Linked DNA regions of Homo sapiens: region 2 is linked to region 1. Evidence: read pairs that join two places in POLR2A ChIA-PET (ENCODE). Cell type or tissue: PC-3. All regions are shown on one strand. Each heading gives the region's core, and the rest is flanking DNA. Links, peaks and the distances in the headings are about the cores only. Region 1 has its middle 330 kb from the start of BCKDHB. Region 2 has its middle 6.4 kb from the start of LINC01526.

Region 1 (9,169 bases), core at 792-8,791:
CATTTAATATTTTTCTGCTTCTTAAAAACATACAACAGATTATGAGTATTATTTTAATAATAGTTTTCAGTCTACAAAGTAGACTGAAATAATACTCTACAAAGTAGAGTATTATTTTAATAATACTCATAATACTGTTTTAATGTACCTGTCTGCTAATTTTATCACCTCTGTCCTATGTAGGTCTATTTCTTTTTATTGATTTTTCTGTTTATTAATTAAATATTTTCCTGGGTTTTGCATGATGGTAATTTTTCATAGGATGTTAGATATTGTGAATTTTTTTATTAAATACTGTTTTTTATTTCATTAAAGGTTGTTAAATTTTGTTTTGATGTCTAATTAATTTACTTGAAACCAGTTTAATCCCTTTGTAGAATTCTTTTTCAGCTTTCTTAGGGCTTTGTTTTCAACAGAAGCTGCTTGTCTTGAGCTAATTTCATTCTGCTCCTAAGGCAGTACCTTCGGGAACTCTACCCAATTTCCTATATATTATGAAATCTCTCTACTCTGGCTGGTGGAAATATGTTCATGCCCAGCTCTATTTGAGCTCCACGACTTGTTCAGCCTACTGCTTTTCAGGGATTATTTCCCTGGCTTTGGGCAGTTTCCTTTTATGCAGTCATAGATCTGTGATCAGCCAGAAACTCAATGGTGTTTTTCCATAGATCTTTGGAGTTTTTTTCTTTGTGCAGCTTCTCTTCTTCAGCACTCTTTTCTGCAAATTCTTGCTATCTTGGCTTTCTTTAATTCTAATCTCGAACTTAGAAAGACTGCCAGGCTCTGTTTGGATTTCTCCAATTAGCTTTGTAGACTGAAAACTATTTCTAGGCAGCAAACTGGAGCAATTGTAGAGTTTATCTCATTTATTTATCTATCCCTATCCTAGGGATCATGGTCCTGTGCTGTCTGTTAGCCAATGTCTTAAAACAATTACGTCACATGAACCTCTATCATGGCCAGCAACAGGAGTCTACAGCTGGGCACAATTTGATTTTACTGAAATTTGTCATGTTATTTGTTAACTCTTATTTGTTGTTTAAATTTATATTTAGGAGCCAATGTAAAGTAATGGGAAAGAATCAGGACATGGAGACAGACAATCCAGGACCAAATCATAGCTCTATCTATATATGTACTAATTAAATCATTCAACTCATTCATAACTTTATTATTTTATTTTATAATGTTTATTGAATGTCTACTTTGTTCTAGTCACTGTGCAACATTCTAGTCTTAGTTTGTCATGTATAAAATAGGGAGAAATAACACTACTTCATTGTGGTAGATTGTGAAAATTACCACAAATTATTCCACTTTTTTTCAAGATCTTGCAATGCAAACTTGCAGCCTCTTCCATTAAGACATAAAGTTCATTTCTTCACTCATTAAACCTGGGCTGACACTGTGACTCATTTTGGTATATATACTGAAGCTGAAGTGAAACGTGTGTGAGTTCTGAACCTAGGTCATAAGAGACTTTTCAGCCAGGCACAGTGGCTCATGCCTGTAATCCCAGCACTTTGGAAGGCCGAGGTGGGTGGATCACGAGGTCCAGAGTTCGAGACCAGCCTGACCAACGTGGTAAAAACCCGTCTCTACTAAAAATACAAAAGATTAGCTGGCTGTAGTGGCGCATGCCTGTAATCCCAGCTGCTCAGGAGGCTGAGGTGGGAGAATCGCTTGAAGCCAGGAGGCGGAGGTTGACATTGTGAGAAAAAACTACAACATCTCTCAGGCCCAGCGCTTGATGTTAAATGAAAATTAAAAGAAGTTATAGTTTTTATTCTCTCAAATCTATTGTCTGTTGGCAAGATCCTATTTTATATGCCCAAAACCTAATATTAACTTTGTTTGTATTCTTTCTGAAAAATTCTTTTCTTTTTTTTTTTTTTTTTTTTTTTTTTGGCGGAGTCTCGCTCTGCTGCCCAGGCTGGAGTGGAGTGCAGTGGCGCGATCTTGGCTCACTGCAAGCTCTGCCCCCCGGGTTCACGCCATTCTCCCGTCTCAGCCTCCGGAGTAGCTGGGACTACAGGTGACCGCCACCACACCTGGCTAATTTTGCTTTTGTATTTTTAGTAGAGATGGGGTTTCACCGTGTTAGCCAGGATGGTCTCCATCTCCTGACCTCGTGATCCACCCGCCTTGGCCTCCTACTGGGCCCGGCCAAAATTCTTATTTTCAAAATATTATCCTGTTATAATCTCATGTTTTTACCCTATGGCATTTACCCATGTATTTAAGCATGTTAGATGCATGTACTGTTGTTTTTACTTCACCTGTCCCTTTCCATGTTTAGAAATCATCCTAGACATTCCTAAAAATGGTTTAAGTGTCACCTCCTCTGTGAAACCACTGCGAATTTAGAGGAATTTTTAAGCCTTTTCTTTGTGATTCCAAGGCATTTTGATAGTATTACTTATAGTGCTTTTCATATTATAAATATTTGATTAATACTCTTTCCCTTTTGAAGAAGATCTACAGTTTATTTCACTTCTTTCCGTAAATCCATGTAGAGATCCATGATTATATGTTGAATATATGCCTGACAGCATGATTGCTTTTTCTAAGAATATGTTTTCCTTTTAAGTACTGGTACATTCCAAACTACAGGTTGATTGTCACTACTCAACTGAATGCTTTGGGAGAACAGAATCATTCATGCCAAGCACTGATATTTTCCAAATTAGTCTGTGGAATAACCACTAGGTATAAGCTTTATTTTAGTTTTTTAGAATTGTTTTAATATACTCACCCATAATATTATTAGATGAGAAAAAGAAGATTTAGGCATTATTTTAATTAACTTAGTGTTTAAGACTATTTAAAATAGTATTTAATTTAATATAACTGATTATGAATTTCCAAACTTTTGAATTCTGCTGTCTCAGAAGTGTTCATCTTATAGACTTCCCAGAATAAAATCTTTAAAACCACCACAAAGTTCAGTAAAGAAAAAAAAATTCTTACATGGTTAAAACAATAGTTTAAGATATCATTACACTTTAACTTTTATTTCTGGAAAACAATCTTCAGAGCATTATCATTCATCTTAAGATTACTCATGTATGCATTCTTTGAAAATCTAACATCTTAACATGTATCCGCTGCCTTTTTTTTGCAAAGAGCCTCATTTTTCAAAAGTCACAATTAGAGGGCTTGCCAGCATTTTAACCTTGTGTTGGCTTCAATTCTCTTTGGAACAATGATCTCCCAGCCATAGTTACTACTTTCATCCTAGAAGCTCTCACTCATCCCATGAGGCTTTCTTCATTATTCCCAAGTTTAGCAACAGGGAAGCTGCAGTGTTCTCACAAAAAAAGTCCAAAAGTTGCTTAAAGAGTATAAGTAATATTTTCCATTTTTATTTAAATTTCTTTCTGATCCAGAGCCTTCCTTTTAGATTAAGACTAATTTCTTTGATGCTCATGGTTTTCAGATGATAAATCCCACAGTAACATTAGCATCTGACACTCTGAAAAAGCTCCTATGGTGCATAAATTTTCATCAAACACTCTAAATATTTTGTGGTTCTTAATGTTATGCTATATTTGAGTCAAGGAGTCATGGGATATATTTAAAAATCCAAATGACAGAGAAGTATATTGAATTGAAAAGTGATAGTTCTGCTGTACGTTCCAATCTATGCTGCAAATCCCCTTTTCCTTGCCAGAGATAACCTTGGTGCACTGTCTTCCTATGCCTGTCCTGTGTATCTCGCAGATGTATTTATTCATGTGGATGTCGCTTATTACGCACTGGATAATAGAAAGGATGAAACTCTTTATATCTGGGTCAACATCTGGCTTCCATTATATGTTGGATACTGAAGAAAATGAAGGAATACAAAGGCAAATTGCACTATTATCTCAGCCTCGGTTTCTTCCTCAGATCACATACACACTAGGAAACACAGTGCATACACACAGGCAGTTGTACTTAAATGATGTCATAATTTGCACACTGTTCTGCAACGTATTTTTGTTCTTACTACATCCTAGTTATTTTCTCATATCAGAACATTCCTCATCTTTCTTAACAAGGATCTCATAGCATAGACTTTTCATAATTTATGTAGCCATCACTGTATTGATAGGTGTTTACATTGTTTCTATTTTTTCTATTACAAAAATGTATTTGAAATTCATGTCTTTTTACATGCATGTTTTTACATGTGTACAAATATTTCTGTAAGACAGATTTCACTAAGTAGAACCAAAAAGTGATACAATTTTTTGTTTTCAAAAGATACCACTAAATAACTCCAAAAAGACCATAACAATTACATTTCACACTATGAAATTCCAAGATTCCTCATACCCTCATCAGCACTTGATAGTAAATGAGAAATATTTATATTACATATAAATGAAAAAAATTAAAATATACACTTGTGTTTCTAGCTCCAATTAGAGAAGTAACATTTTCAAAGCCTATTTGCTACTGAAAATTTAAAAGCACACATGAACTTTAGCATAACAAACACATATCATTTTCTGATTAAATGGGGTTACATCTGTGTTTGTTGTATTTGAGGATGAGCTCCTATAACAAAAAGGATCCAAAATACAGTGGCTTAACAAATGCAGAAATGAGTGTCTTTCTTGTGTAACAGAGCGGAAGTAAATAGCTCAGATGGGTGGGACAGATCAGCTATATGCAGTCATTCAGAGACAGATTCCATCTGAATAACTCAGACGGGTGGGACAGATCAGCTATATGCAGTCATTCAGAGATAGATTCCTGCAACCTAATTGCTCCCTCATCCTCTGGGATACAAATGAAGCTGGACCCCTGCCACATACAGAAAACATCTTAATGAGTTTTGCTGAATGTTTTAATTTCCAGACCCAGACACATCACTTCTGCTCACATTCTATTAACCAGAACTTGTCCATCTAACTGCTAGAGAGGCTGAGAAATACAACCTAGTTCAGAGGTTTCGACTCAATCACAATTTTATTTTCATGGCAAAAGGGAAGAACAGATTTTGGTGGAACTCAGTCGCATTTACTACTGCCCCCAATGTCATAGTAATATTCAAATAACTGAACTAAATAAAAAAGATGGCATTTCATAAAGGCAAATCCAGGAGAAGATAGAAATTGACATATTCAAAAGGCAATGTTTATATATATGAGCTTTAAATTACATAGAAATTTTCTTCCAATAATATTTTTTAAAGTGTTTACAACTATTTGGTCCATCCTAGGTCATCTGAAGTAAGTAAGCATTTCTTCTTATCTGTGGAAATATTCTATAAATATTGCAATGACTTAAAACGAAGTTCCCAAGATACCTCAAATTGTCATATTTCCTTCAGTTTGTATTAGTTTCATCTCATTACTTTAATCCTGGGCCACTTTTTAAAGGGCTAAACAAAAACAAATTTGTAACTACTTAACATTTTGAAAGTATACACAAGTAAGCCTAAGAAGAATTTAATGTCTAGAAATAAAATGCACCAAATGTATGCTCTACAGCAGGGGAAATCAATTCTAAAGCTGGGCCTGGGATAGAGAATAGAGGAGGCCAAAACCCTCTCTAGTTAGACTTAAGTCTGTACTAGAAGACATGCCTAACTCCTGTCTTGCTGGCACAATGAACACATTTAACTAAAGGCATACAACAAAGCCATTATTGTTTTCTGGAAGATGATAAGACCAACAGAATAGTATAATGCCTTTTTTGGCACTGAGAGATGAAGTCAGAGAACTTTGGAACTCAAAAGGAGCAATAAAATGGCCATGTGAAAAGGACACTTTGGAAATACAGTAATGACAGAAATATAAGATGCATAAATGTGATCAAGATTTACTGGTAGAGATGTGCTTCTGAGGTGCTGTCACTCTCTGCCACACCTGGCAGCAGGATGTTAGATGAGATGGGAGCCCACAATTAAATACCAATAAAGGTAACTTCAGGACTTCAGCCTGTGGCCTGCTTCATTCTGACCTCATAAAGAAGGTAGTCTGTGAAATGTATGCATGAGCCAAGGACTGTGTAAAAGGTAATACAATGACTAAGTACTCAACAAAAAAACAGAGAGGAGCAGGTAGTTTATGACTAACTTTACCAGATGGCTTCCTTAAGCACAGTCATAAATAATAAGTGAATGTCACATAAAAAGAATCACAGGAAGAGAATGGATGGACAGCTTCTTTACCATATGCCTTTTGCAAGATCCCTGATGGATTTAAATTCTGTTGGTTTTTTAGAGAAGTTGTTCATACCTCAATCCTGTGCCGTTCTTAGATTACACTGATCAGTCTCTTCTCTGCTCATAAACACCCCACATGCCCATGTTTGTTAACTAAAGATGTAATTTACTTCTGTTTTTAGCTTGGTACATTTTTTTTTTTTTTTCTGAACGTGTGTCTCTACAACTCCCTTTCACTTATCATTGTTCTGCTTTCAGTTGAGTCACTCAGTCATCGCTAAGGACTCATTAGCTGGTTAATGAGAAGCACTGTATGGAGAGAAAACTGTGCGCCTGCCAACTGCCTGCCGAAGGACCTGGGCTTTAATTTTCTTGCCATTTCAATCCCAATCTTTCTTTAGGAGACTGATGATAAGGTTCGGAGTGGACTCTTTGTTTGATGGCTTTCTAATATGGAGACAGTTCCAAGAGAGCCAGGATTAAATTGGCCAACTTCATGCACATGTGTGACCCAACCCAAATTACAGTCCAGGTGGCTGGTGGTGAAAGCCAACTCATTAACCTACAGTGACACCTGTTCATCTGACACACCTTTCCTGAGCTCAAAAGGTCTATTTCTTTTGAAATATTTATGGCTCTGAAACTAAAGGTCATTCCATTCTTGTCTTTAACTTCACATGATGGTTAAAACAGACACTTAAAATAATAAAATCACCTTTAAAGGCAGAGAAGAAACATACAAAGAAGTGTCCTTTCTGTCAGGACAGAAAGAAAATAAAATGTGCATATAGCATCCTGAAAGAAAAATCTTAACCCAATTTTAAGTGGGAGTTTTATTCAAATATCCAAATGACAGTTTCTATGGCACATCTTCAATTTGTTCATAGTAACCAAATTGAACATATTGCCTTATTCTGTTATGTGTATGTATGTCCTCTTGGCTGCCAAACTCTGGAGAGCTCAAAACAAGTGTGCAAGCAAAACTGAAAGAGGTTAATATCACAAGAGAACCTGCCACTTATAAAGGTCTTCTCTGTGTTGATTCTCAGAGACATGTTAATGGTCAATTTAATAAAAATAATTTAGTAATTTTTTGCCTGACACTTTAGATTTAATTTTTTAATTAAAATAACATATAATAAACAGACAAAGATTTTGTCATTTTAGATAAAGTTAGTAACTTTGGCTTTGGTTTTCCTTCTGGTTCCTCAGTGCTTTTTTGCAGTGTTTACCTATCTGTGGTCTCATGTCTTTCCCATTAATTCATTGAAATTGCTGTCATCATGTTTGTTATTAAATTCAAGTGACATTTCTCAGTTCTTAACCTATTTGACCTCTTATTTATCCAGCCAAAAAATATATACCAAATAGCTACTAAGTGCCAGGCACTGCATTTAGATGATAGGAATAAATGCTGAAGTAGACATATAAAGTCCCTACAGTTGTGGCATTTACAGTGGAATAGGAGAGCTTAATATTAAACAGTTACATAAACAATTATTCAATTACAATATGATTAATGATACAAAGAACAAATATAGCGTGCAATAAGAGCATATAAATGAAAAATATAATTTAGTTGGATATGTCAGGGAAATGTCCCTGAGAAAAAGACAGCTAACCTTAATATTAAAACTTATTTACTCAAAAATAAGTGTGCGAAACTGTATAGTTAACTTATCTTCAATTCAGTCAATCTAAAACATCAACTAAATAATGTATTCACAGATATACCACACAATGACAGTTAGTGTTCGTAATGATAATCTTGGATGAGAAAAGAGCCTACAGGGTCTTTTAGATCATCACAGTTAAATTATACTTGGCTAATATAGTTTGAATATTTAGTACAATTTCATGTTCAAAACTTCTGAAACACTTTTATTCACATGTAGACCATATAATACTTATATTATAGTAGACCATCCTATTTCACAATCAAATTATACAACAGTATACTAAATTATCATATCAGTTTTTTGTTTCTTTAATAGTTGCTAATATATGTGTATAGTTGTGAACATACCTGTATATGTGTATGTGATATGTATATATATCAACTGTATAGTTAAAACACCACATGTATAGAAGAGACCATCTGACTAGTATTTAAGCTTAGCCATGAGAATGGAATTTGGAAGATGAAGAATGTGACCTGGAGGAAAGAAGAAAATGATTACAGAGGGGCATTTGAGAGTGAGAGGATAGAGAAGAGAGAAAGAGGTTGAGGAAAGAAGATATCAGAGTCCCCTCACTGCCCTCCCCATTAACACACTCAAGGCTAAGCTAGTGAGGGGAGAGTATCTTTGGGATACTGGACAAAATATGGAATTCCAAGAACCAGGAAGCTTTTGTCTTATTCTAAAAGGATATAACTTGCAGGCTGTCTCCAGATCAATTGAGTGGTAGATCCATATTACAAATAAACATGATAGCAGAGTGTGATTAGGCAGAAGAAGGTGCATCTCAGCACCTCCTTCTGTGTAATGTGGAAATGAGCAGCTATTGTAGTGGGAATGAGCAACTCCACAGTAAAGGCATTAGGCTGTGCCATCTGGGCAGTGGATGACAGAGATATCAGTGTGTGGCTGGGGTCTGAAGCCTGTTCAGGGTCAAGATGAGCCTAAGTCATCCAGAAAGGCTGATGAAATCAGCAAAAGTCAGCCAGACAAAGGGCACTGTCAAGGCCATCATATGGCTCTAAGCATCCCTTTTCCCACCTCCTCAAGAGCACCAAGAAAGACACCAACATCCATTGCCAATTTCCTTCTCCTTGCCAGTAGGGAGGCTGAAAAAAAACAGATACTCTCTTTCTATTAATATATCTTCCTTATAGAGTAGGATGGATATTTGGCTAAGTATTGATCAATAAGATAAAGTGGAATTTGCTGGGTGGTGGGCGGGGGTCCTTTGTGTAATAATTTTGTGTCTTGATAAAGTAGGAATATGGCTGGGACCATCCCTGACTCTCTTTTTTCCTTGAATGTGAACACATGAGTGAAGCATACA
Region 2 (9,169 bases), core at 405-8,404, 1.4 Mb after region 1:
AAGGAAAAGAGGAGCCTTTAGTTTACAATGGCTGGTCTTGCTCTGTGTTCTATTCCAGTTCCAGCTCTAGATTCATGCTTTTCTCCCAATGAGTCGGTTCCTATTTTAATGCTTAATTCTAGTATCTGTTTTTCTATCTTATTTCTCTTTCTCGCTCCTTACTCATCATTTCATCACATCTTCCAATGCACAATCTTCCTTTACCTTATTCCCTTGAGTTCCAATTTTTTAGTTCCCCTGGAAAAGCGTCTTTCATTAAAACTTTACTTTTACCTGTCAGTGAAAGCTCAGCTGCTGCTTGACATCCATAACACTTTGTTTGCAGCCTAAATCATTCTGTTGCCTTCATGCTGGCACCACACCCCTGACCTTCCAGGACTGATCAGGATGCCTATGAGGGGATCTGCCTCACCCCAGCTCTCTGACATATTGCCACTGCTGACTACTCCCATCACCACTTGCCTCGCCCCAATGTAGTCTTCAAGATTTATATGTGACCTTGCCTGTGTCTGACCTGATTTAGGGGACAACACACGGCCCTTCCCAGAGACAATGGAAAAATCACTTGCCTCTCTCTTGCTTGACATATTTTCCATAAACCTTAGTGGTATCATATGCTTTCTCAGGCTCTAAACAGAGACTCCACTGTTACACTGCCTTCTCTGGCTTCCTGCATCTGGACTCATCTTGTCCATTCTTCATTTTTCCTCCCATTCAGTTTTATTACCATTCCCATCATGTGATCCAAACAGTTACTGTCAACCATGATGATCATTATGATCATTATTTTTATTATAACTCTCTGGCCCAGGCACTGTGCTCTGCATTTTGCCTATATATTTCACTTAATTGTCACAAAGCTATGATGAGAAAAATGTTATCATTATCTATTTTTGTTGGAGTGAGAAACTGAGGTTTAGAAATGTGAGCAACTTGACAAAGGTCATTCAACTAATAAATGAGAGAGTCAAACATCAAATTCAGAATATTCTGCAAGAGTATCTTCATGGCAACCCTGTCAGTCACTCTACTGCTAGCCTTATCTGCATTAGCTGACTTCCACATTTCTAGACATTAACTTTTCAATGGCTGCCCATTGCCTACAGGATAAATTTCAAACTTTCTTACATTCACCCTGGTGCCAAATTATCTTTGTGTACTTTATGTACAAATAACCCATACCCTGCTCCTTTATCTAATCTTTTATTATTTCTGATTTTTCACATAATCACATCTTTTCTCCCCAATTAATCTGCAACATTTCTAAAAGCAGGTATAATGGTGTTACATATGTTACATAGCTTTTTATTCATCACAACACTTACTAAATGTCCTTCCTGTGGTAGGAGCTCAAAAATTATATGTTGATTAATCTTCCAAATTTCCTACATCCCACTGTTGAGTCCTATTTCAGTCACGCACAACAGTGATACATAAATTAATTTGAAGAGTTTTTAAATGTAATATGCTAACACATTTCCCCACACCAGACAACACTCATTGGTACCTGTCACTTGTGGATAATCATGCCCCCTGAGGCCACTCAAAAAAACAATCTAAAACTTGGGAATGAATCATAGTGTCAGGTGTTCTGGAGTTTCCTGAGCATCTTTGTCACCATTTTTTTTCCCAACACCAACTGAAAGTATTATTGAGAAAGAAAATGAGACTAAAAGAAGATGAGATGTGCAACAAAGCTGAAAACAATTCAAGAGGCCAAGTTTATGGATGCTAAAGCATGCCCATTGCACTGCCTTGGGTAACTTTTGGCTTCACAAAAGACTTTGGGAAGATTCAGTCACAGGAAACCAAGACTATGAAAATGGAAAGGAGACACCTAATGTGGCCATCAGTTTATGTCACTGACACTGTTTTCTTAGTCCTATCACACACCTACAATGATGAAGGCAATCATACTTTGATTCCAGTGACACCAAGGGGTTGATAGAGATGAGTGGCTGGCCCCTGGAATTTCTATCAGTGATCCTATAGCTACACCAATGTAATAGTATAATAATCTCTAGAAAGTTGATCCTTTCTCAAACTCAAGCAGCATGAACATAAACTACATTAGAAACTCACTATTTTTATTGACCCAAAACATGTATGAAGTAAAAACATTACTTGTGATGCAAATTCAGCTTCCAGATGAGTCCATAATTTATCTTCCAGCCATATTGTTGCCATTAAATCCATCTATGTAGAATTCTGAAACTGCTTCCAATGGAAGGTCAAATTTGTTGCGATTGATATTATTTCCTTTGGGAACTCTCTGGAGGAGGTTACAGATTCTGTTCCACATTCAGTTTCTAAACATTGAAATCTTGGTATCACCAAGGTGTTTCCATACCACTGTTCCACCATCAACACTGAATATCGCTTTTGTATGTAAGCTCATGTCATCTAGATTTCCATTTTCCCTGTCAACTCCTGCAGATCACCTCACTAAAGTACTTAAAACAGTATCTGGGATTTAGTGAGCATTCGATGCATGGGAGTTATTAATATACCTAGAACCATTGGGTGTTTCCAATGTCCTTCAGCAGGGGTATGCCAAGGCCAACTTATTTGATTGTTAATATTTTTATTATTTTTTAATCATCCATCCCAGAATGTCATTTTATTACTTTTAGAAATTTAACAAGCCAATTGTTGGACATGCCCATCATTAAAAATTATATGAACTTATAATTCAATAAATTATATTAAAAATAAGGGTTATAAGCACCCCAAACTCATCACTTTCTAATTATTTTACTATATTTTATATTACTTAGGTTTTTGAGGCTATTTAACTCAATCGTATCAGCATGGCAGAAATACTGTATGATGGTGTACTACTGTGCTTCTCTTCCCCACTCTGTGTTCGGTGACGTCACCCTAGTAGCTTGAAAATGGTCATGATGGCAATGCTTCATGAAAGAAAGGAGCCAACACTACAAATCAGGACTTGGTTTAGTATTCTGTTGATTGTTTAGACTAAAGAAAATGATGGAGAAAATGTTAATAATGCTAATTAAACTTAACAGTGTGTTGTGCTTAATATTAAAGCCAAAAGCTATTTCAATTTAATGAACGTAACTTTGTACAAGCGTTAGCAATAGCTCAACAATAAATCACTTATAGGATTTAATGGCAACAAATTTATTGGAAAAAGAGGTAGCAGATTGGGGTCTAATCATTTGTGAAATCATGGTAGCATTGCAACCATAAGTTGGTTATGCATACAAGAGTTCTACAAAAAATAACAAAAGTATACTGTAAGAATCAATTGGATACGTGGAATTTACAAAAGGGTATTATATATTTTACTACTTATAAATTTGTGTTATGCTTTATTATATTACATTTATAAACTTTATATGTAAAATGTATAACAAGTATGTATATATATGCACACGTACATATACATATCTGTACACATACACATGCTTTTTTCCTAAAAGCTTTATTATGAAACATTCACTGCACACGTCTGCCTTTGGATTTTCTTACCAATCAAAGGATAAAATAACTTTGCTAAGGGTGGAATTCATACAAAAATGAGATGGTGAAAAGGAAAAATGGACATCACCTTAGAAAACCATGGAATCGTTCAAGTAGCAAATATTTATAATCAGTTATTGCTGCAAAACAAATAGCCTCAAAATCAGAAGCTTAAAACTGAGAATATTTTTTATTGCTCTGAATTTATGGTTCAGCTATGTAGTCCTGCTCATCTGAAACAGGTTTGACTGGGTTTACTCATGCATTCACAATCAACTAGCTGGTCTAGGATGGCTTTGCTCGTATGTCTGGCAACAGTCAGGTTGTTGTCTGGGGTGATAGAGGTAATCGAGCCACATGTATCCACCTGCCAACGGGATACCTCAGCTCATTTTCATAGTTATGGGCAAGATTAACACAAGGCCTCTTGGAGCCTGGGCTTAGAAGTGGCATAAAACTCACTTGCTCCTAATTGTTGACTAAAACAAGTCACAAATACAGCTCAGATTCAGAGGTGGGAAAATAACTTCCACCTCTTAATGGGAGTCTGGGAAGTCAAAGGATATGGATATAGAGAGGCATTGGCAATTTGAGTCATCATCTACCACAACGTTTTCTCCCATCTACGTATGCTCACTTCAGGATCCAGCTGAAATCCTATTTACCTTGGTTAAACAAACTGCCTGTGAATGGGGCCGGCCCAGCTGTAAACCGACAAACAAAATCTTCTTTGTCCCTGGATTATGGTCCTGCTCTCCCATTTTCTGAATATGAACAATTTAGTAGACCTACTGAGACAAGGATAAAGTAGCTAGAATTTAGTCTCAGTTTCTCTTTTCTCATAAAAAAAAATCCCATATAATGCAAATTTGCAATTAGAATCAGGTTGTAGAAGAAAAATTAAAAAGAGATTTAGTGGAATTAAGGAAGCTGAATGAAATTTAATCCCAAACACCAAGAAAAATATGTCTTAAAAGCTGTGGTTTTACAAAGTATGAGAGATATATGGACCCAAGCTCAACTTGCGTAAAGAGAAAAAGGGGGCAAAAAAGGGCTACTTTATTCCAGATAGAAACACTAAGGTTATAGGAAGGAACTACGTTGTGATAACCTCCTTTTTCTTCTTTGGCCCCTTACCAACATTTGCAATTATATTTATTTATTAACTGGCCTTTTTGTTGACTCATGTATCCCTAACACCTAACTCAGTACTCTGGCACAATAAATAGTTAAATGTTAAACTAATGCCTCAATATATGAGACAACAATGACTTTTATAGAAAAGTTATATTCATGTATGCATTTCAGTAATGTTTTCCTTTTAAAAATACTTTCTGCATAGTCTTCAAAAGTGAAACAGTAGAAAGGAAGGGTCCCGCCTAAATATTGGAAAACATTTGAGGATTTCTATGGTTCTTTCCTTCCTTTTGCAGATTGCAGAAGAATTGTAGAACCATACCAATCTTTACGTTTATTCAAATTAATCAGCCCTATTCCCTCAGCACAGCAGTGTAACCTGCACAAACAATACTCATGCATCTGTTTATAACATTTCTGTGTGGAGATCACATTTACCAATTTGGCTTTCAATCACAGCAATGACTATCTCTCAATGGTTTTTTAGCCAGTCATATTAAAATAATCCTGCCCGCTGATTCAGAATAGGAAGAAAGGAAGATAATGAATATTAGTTGAGTGATTAATTATCAGTTCCTATTCTAGGGTCTCTAATACATTATCTCTTTTAATTCTCTAAAACAATTCTTCAAAATAAGTATCACAATCTCCATTTCACAGATGAGAAATCTGAGGCTCAAAGAGGTCAAGAATTTGATACAGTTTACAGTTTGTAAAGTGACAGATATGGGATGTCAACTCCAGTAAGTCTGTCTGATTCTAAAGCTTTTGTTCTTTTCACTCTATAACTGTATTACTTCATCTCTTTTGTTTTAATCAAGATGGGTTTATATTCTTTATTTGAATTTTAATGGGGAAGAAGCTTTATAAGGTATCATTGGAAATGTAGTAGAAAAGAAAAAGAAATTTCTAAGCCTCTCCTTCCATTTATGATTCTTCCGGAAAGCATTAACAACCAAGAGAATGTCATATTTCAGCCCTCAAAGCAGATTAAAACAAACATTCTCATCAGCTATGGTTTATGTCGCAGCAAAATTTTGTATTGCCCATAACTAAAATATGCCCCTCCTTTTGATAATGAAGATCCCAGGTCTCACTGTACCCCTCGTATCATTCATCCAATTCTGGCTGGCACTGCTCCATGGCTGCACTCCCAGAATCAGTACATTCCCAAGCCAAACCATTCTTCTATTTCGTATTATGTCTGCTTTAATGGGGGAAGGAGTCTCAGAGAAAAGGAAACAGATAGAGGCTGTGTAAACACAGCATATCCTAGGCTTCAGAGTGAAGTAATATTAGAGGAAGTTTGAAATTTTGCAAAGTGATAGCAATTATACAGTTTAAGCATAATTACATGTAAGCATCATATATAATATAAAAGAGAAAGATATTATAAGCAAGTGGCAAAGAAAGATGGAAATAGATATCAGTGCATACACAGGAGAAAAAGAAACGGACCCTCAGAGGATTAATACAATTTCCCCTTTTAGTGGCAAGCACAAGGCAGTTTAATTTCACTTACTTCTCTATTTGACAAGGTTGTTTTTATGATCTCTTCTATTTATAGCCAAATGTTCTCCAGTGCAGTACTCCTCAAACCTGACTGCATGAAAATCACTAGGAGAGTTTGTTAAAATGCGGATTCTGACCCAGTAGCTCTGGAGTAAGCCCTGAAGAGACTGTGTTTCTAACAAGCTCGCAGTTAATATCCATGCTGCTGGACAATTTTAGAACCCCATTTGAGAAGCAAGGCTCTTGTTCATAAGACACTATATTGTGGAGTATGAGCGGGGAGAGGAATAAAAAGATCTAGTGCCTTAGAAAATGGAGTTAAAAAGAATATTTACTTAGTTTGCATTTCTAAGAATTCTCCAATTTTGGGCTATCAGTATTGACATCTTTTATCAGATTTCAGAAACTCGTTATGCTTTCCTTTTTAATATAAACAACATTTTTCTTGTTTTGCTGACTTCTAGCATTTGAGACCAGTTAGTTCCTCAAATGTTAAGTCTGTGTTTATGTAACAAAAAATGAATTTAGATTTCTACTTTCAAGGGTTCAATAGGATTCTTTTTTTCTCTTATGGATGAATCTGTGAAGCCACAAAAATCAAAACCAACTAAGTCATGGTGGTTCATGCCTATAGTCCCAGCACTTTGGGAGGCTGAGGTGGGAGGATCACTTGAGGCCAGGAGCTGGAAAGCAGCCTGGGCAACATAGTAAGACCCTGTCTCAAAAAAAAAAAAATAGCTGGACATGGTGCTGTGTACCTGGAGTCAAAGCTACTCAGGAAGCTGAGGTGGGAGCATCAGTTGAGCCCAGGGGTTTGAAGCTGCAGTAAGCTATGATCACAACACTGCACTCTAAACTGTGCAAAAGAGTGAGACCCTATCTCTAAAAATAAAATAAAAATAAAATCAATGTCATTATTTGTATAGTACATACGTCATCTGAATCTAAACGGATTTTAAGGCGAAAATACATAAAACACAATTTTAAGGTTTCTTTTCGACAAGCAGTAGTAAGTTTCAGTCTAGCCAGGGGTAACCTAGTCTAAGAAAATGCTCCATAAATAATTGAGGGACACAGATTTGCTCCTTCTCTTTCAGAAGCTTCTGGCTAGAAAAAAAAATACTGAAATAAGATTTCCAGTTATAAAGTAAAACAGTATCTTTGTCAGAGATATAGTGAAATAAAGCTTGATTCTTCTCATTTCCCAGATCAGAAAATCAAGGCGCGGAGAGATTAGTCCACTTGTTTAAGATTGCTGGAGTCATTAGCTCCAGAGGATAAGTCATGAGAATAAAAGCCAGCTCACTGATGCTGAGGCCAGTTCCTTCCTCTCCCTATGCTGCCTGCCTGCTTAGGTTTCCACCCAACTTGGCTTTCCTATCCCCTGGACTTCTCACCTTCAGAAATGTCATTGACCCCTTAGAATTTCTGGGCTCAAGTGGTCCTCCCGCCTCAACTTCTTGAGCAGCTGAGACATAGTGCACACCGCCATGCTCTGCCAATTTTCCTTTAGAGGCAGGGTCTCGCTATGTTGCCCAGGCTACTCTCCAACTCCTGGCCTCAAGTGATCCTCCTGACTCAGCTTTCCAAAGTTCTGGGATTACAGACATGAGCACCATGCCTGACCTGATTTTCATCATTGATATGCTGGAATTTTAGGCAGTTTCTAACTCAGTTTGCCAGTGAGATGTTAAGATTGGTTCTCAGCACAAGTGAATGTCCTGTTTCAATATTTTTGCCCAGATCCACTGGTATATTATTAATAATAAACTTCATTTGCTCTCTTATAACTCCTATCATGTATGAATAACTTTTGAGAAATCTAGTCTTAGAACTCTAATCTTCCCCTGCTACCCCAATTTCCTTTCCTTTGGCCATTCCCAATCCCAACTCCCTGAAGCCCATGATCCTGCCTCACACAGCTCAGTTACTCAGAAAGTGATGAAGGAAGGGAAAAGTGAACTGTTTTTTCTTAGAGAACCTTGGCCCATTCACAACACAAGCATTTGTTCTATCCTTCACAGCTAGGATGATCAAATGATTCATAGTCTACATCAGGAAACTTTTGAAAATGACAGGAGCAAGGTTAAAACTAGGCCAGGGTTACAGGCATAAATTAGGACTGTGCTAGGCATATTGTAACATGGCCAACCTAAAAATGGCTACACAGGGCACTCCACGAACTCCTCTAAGATTTCACTGGAAAAGGCATTGAATGCCGGGAAGTTTAGTGGACCCTGAACAGTAATCTATGCGTGAAATGTGATGTACAGCCCCTAGAAGTTCCACTACATTGTAACTTTCAGGCGTCAATTGATTTAACAACTTTTAAGATCTCAAATTATAATGAACACATGCAGAGATATGCACAAAGCAACAGAGTAAAGAAAAAGATGAGATATATTAATATTAATTTTTTTTTGTTTTTGCTTCCAGCTGACTTAAAACCTCTAACTGTTTGTTGGATATAAAACATTTTTTGTGTTTGCAGAACACTTACATCAGAAACCAGTGTTGATCAAAAGGAGAAATCCAGTTTATTTTTAATTACCATTGGCTCCCTACTCCCGTTCTTTGTTTAAGAGCCAAGTTCAGTTTAATTTAAAAAGGAAAGCAAGGCTAAGAAGTGATAAATTGTACACTCTAAGAAGATATTAAAATACTCTTTTTTCATAACACATTTTAAAATCTGGAAGCGCCATGTACAGTGACATCTAATTCCCTCATGGAATGCAACAACACAGAGAATGGGGTATTGTATCATCTTAAGCTGCCTTGTAGATGCTATATCTAAAATATTTTCCCATTTGTTTTTTCACAACTCCAATCTTTGTCTCCAATAGTCTCCTAATTCTTAGTCCCCTTGAATTTACTTGCAGCCCTTGCTATTTTTTGCAAATGCTTCTCTGAACCTGTATCTCCGCAGTACAGAACGTTTCAAGGGCCCCCAATAAGGAAACTACAAAATATTTAACCCAATTTACAAATCCCTACATCATCTATGCCTCCAGACTTATCGCCGAGAAAGCAATGG

The links. Peaks named below come from ENCODE experiments on the same cell type or tissue, not always from the same donor. Only the 100,000 strongest peaks of a DNase experiment are listed, where the experiment ranks them.
Region 2: POLR2A ChIA-PET joins it to region 1 with 6 read pairs; 1 of 35 experiments calls an interaction of 5 or more read pairs at or near these places.

What each region holds. Positions count from the first base shown.
Region 1 is chr6:80,434,267-80,443,435 of GRCh38, forward strand. It overlaps a transcript of BCKDHB not described here. Among named protein-coding and RNA genes, the nearest start is that of BCKDHB, 330 kb to the left of the region's middle. RefSeq lists an enhancer at 4,073-5,272. In PC-3, for the core only: no CTCF peak of the experiment used is centred there; DNase peaks (open chromatin) are centred at 4,675 and 6,005; H3K27ac peaks cover 3,257 bases.
Region 2 is chr6:81,803,220-81,812,388 of GRCh38, forward strand. No RefSeq gene overlaps it. Among named protein-coding and RNA genes, the nearest start is that of LINC01526, 6.4 kb to the right of the region's middle. In PC-3, for the core only: no CTCF peak of the experiment used is centred there; DNase peaks (open chromatin) are centred at 3,772 and 4,102; H3K4me3 peaks cover 649 bases; H3K27ac peaks cover 1,789 bases.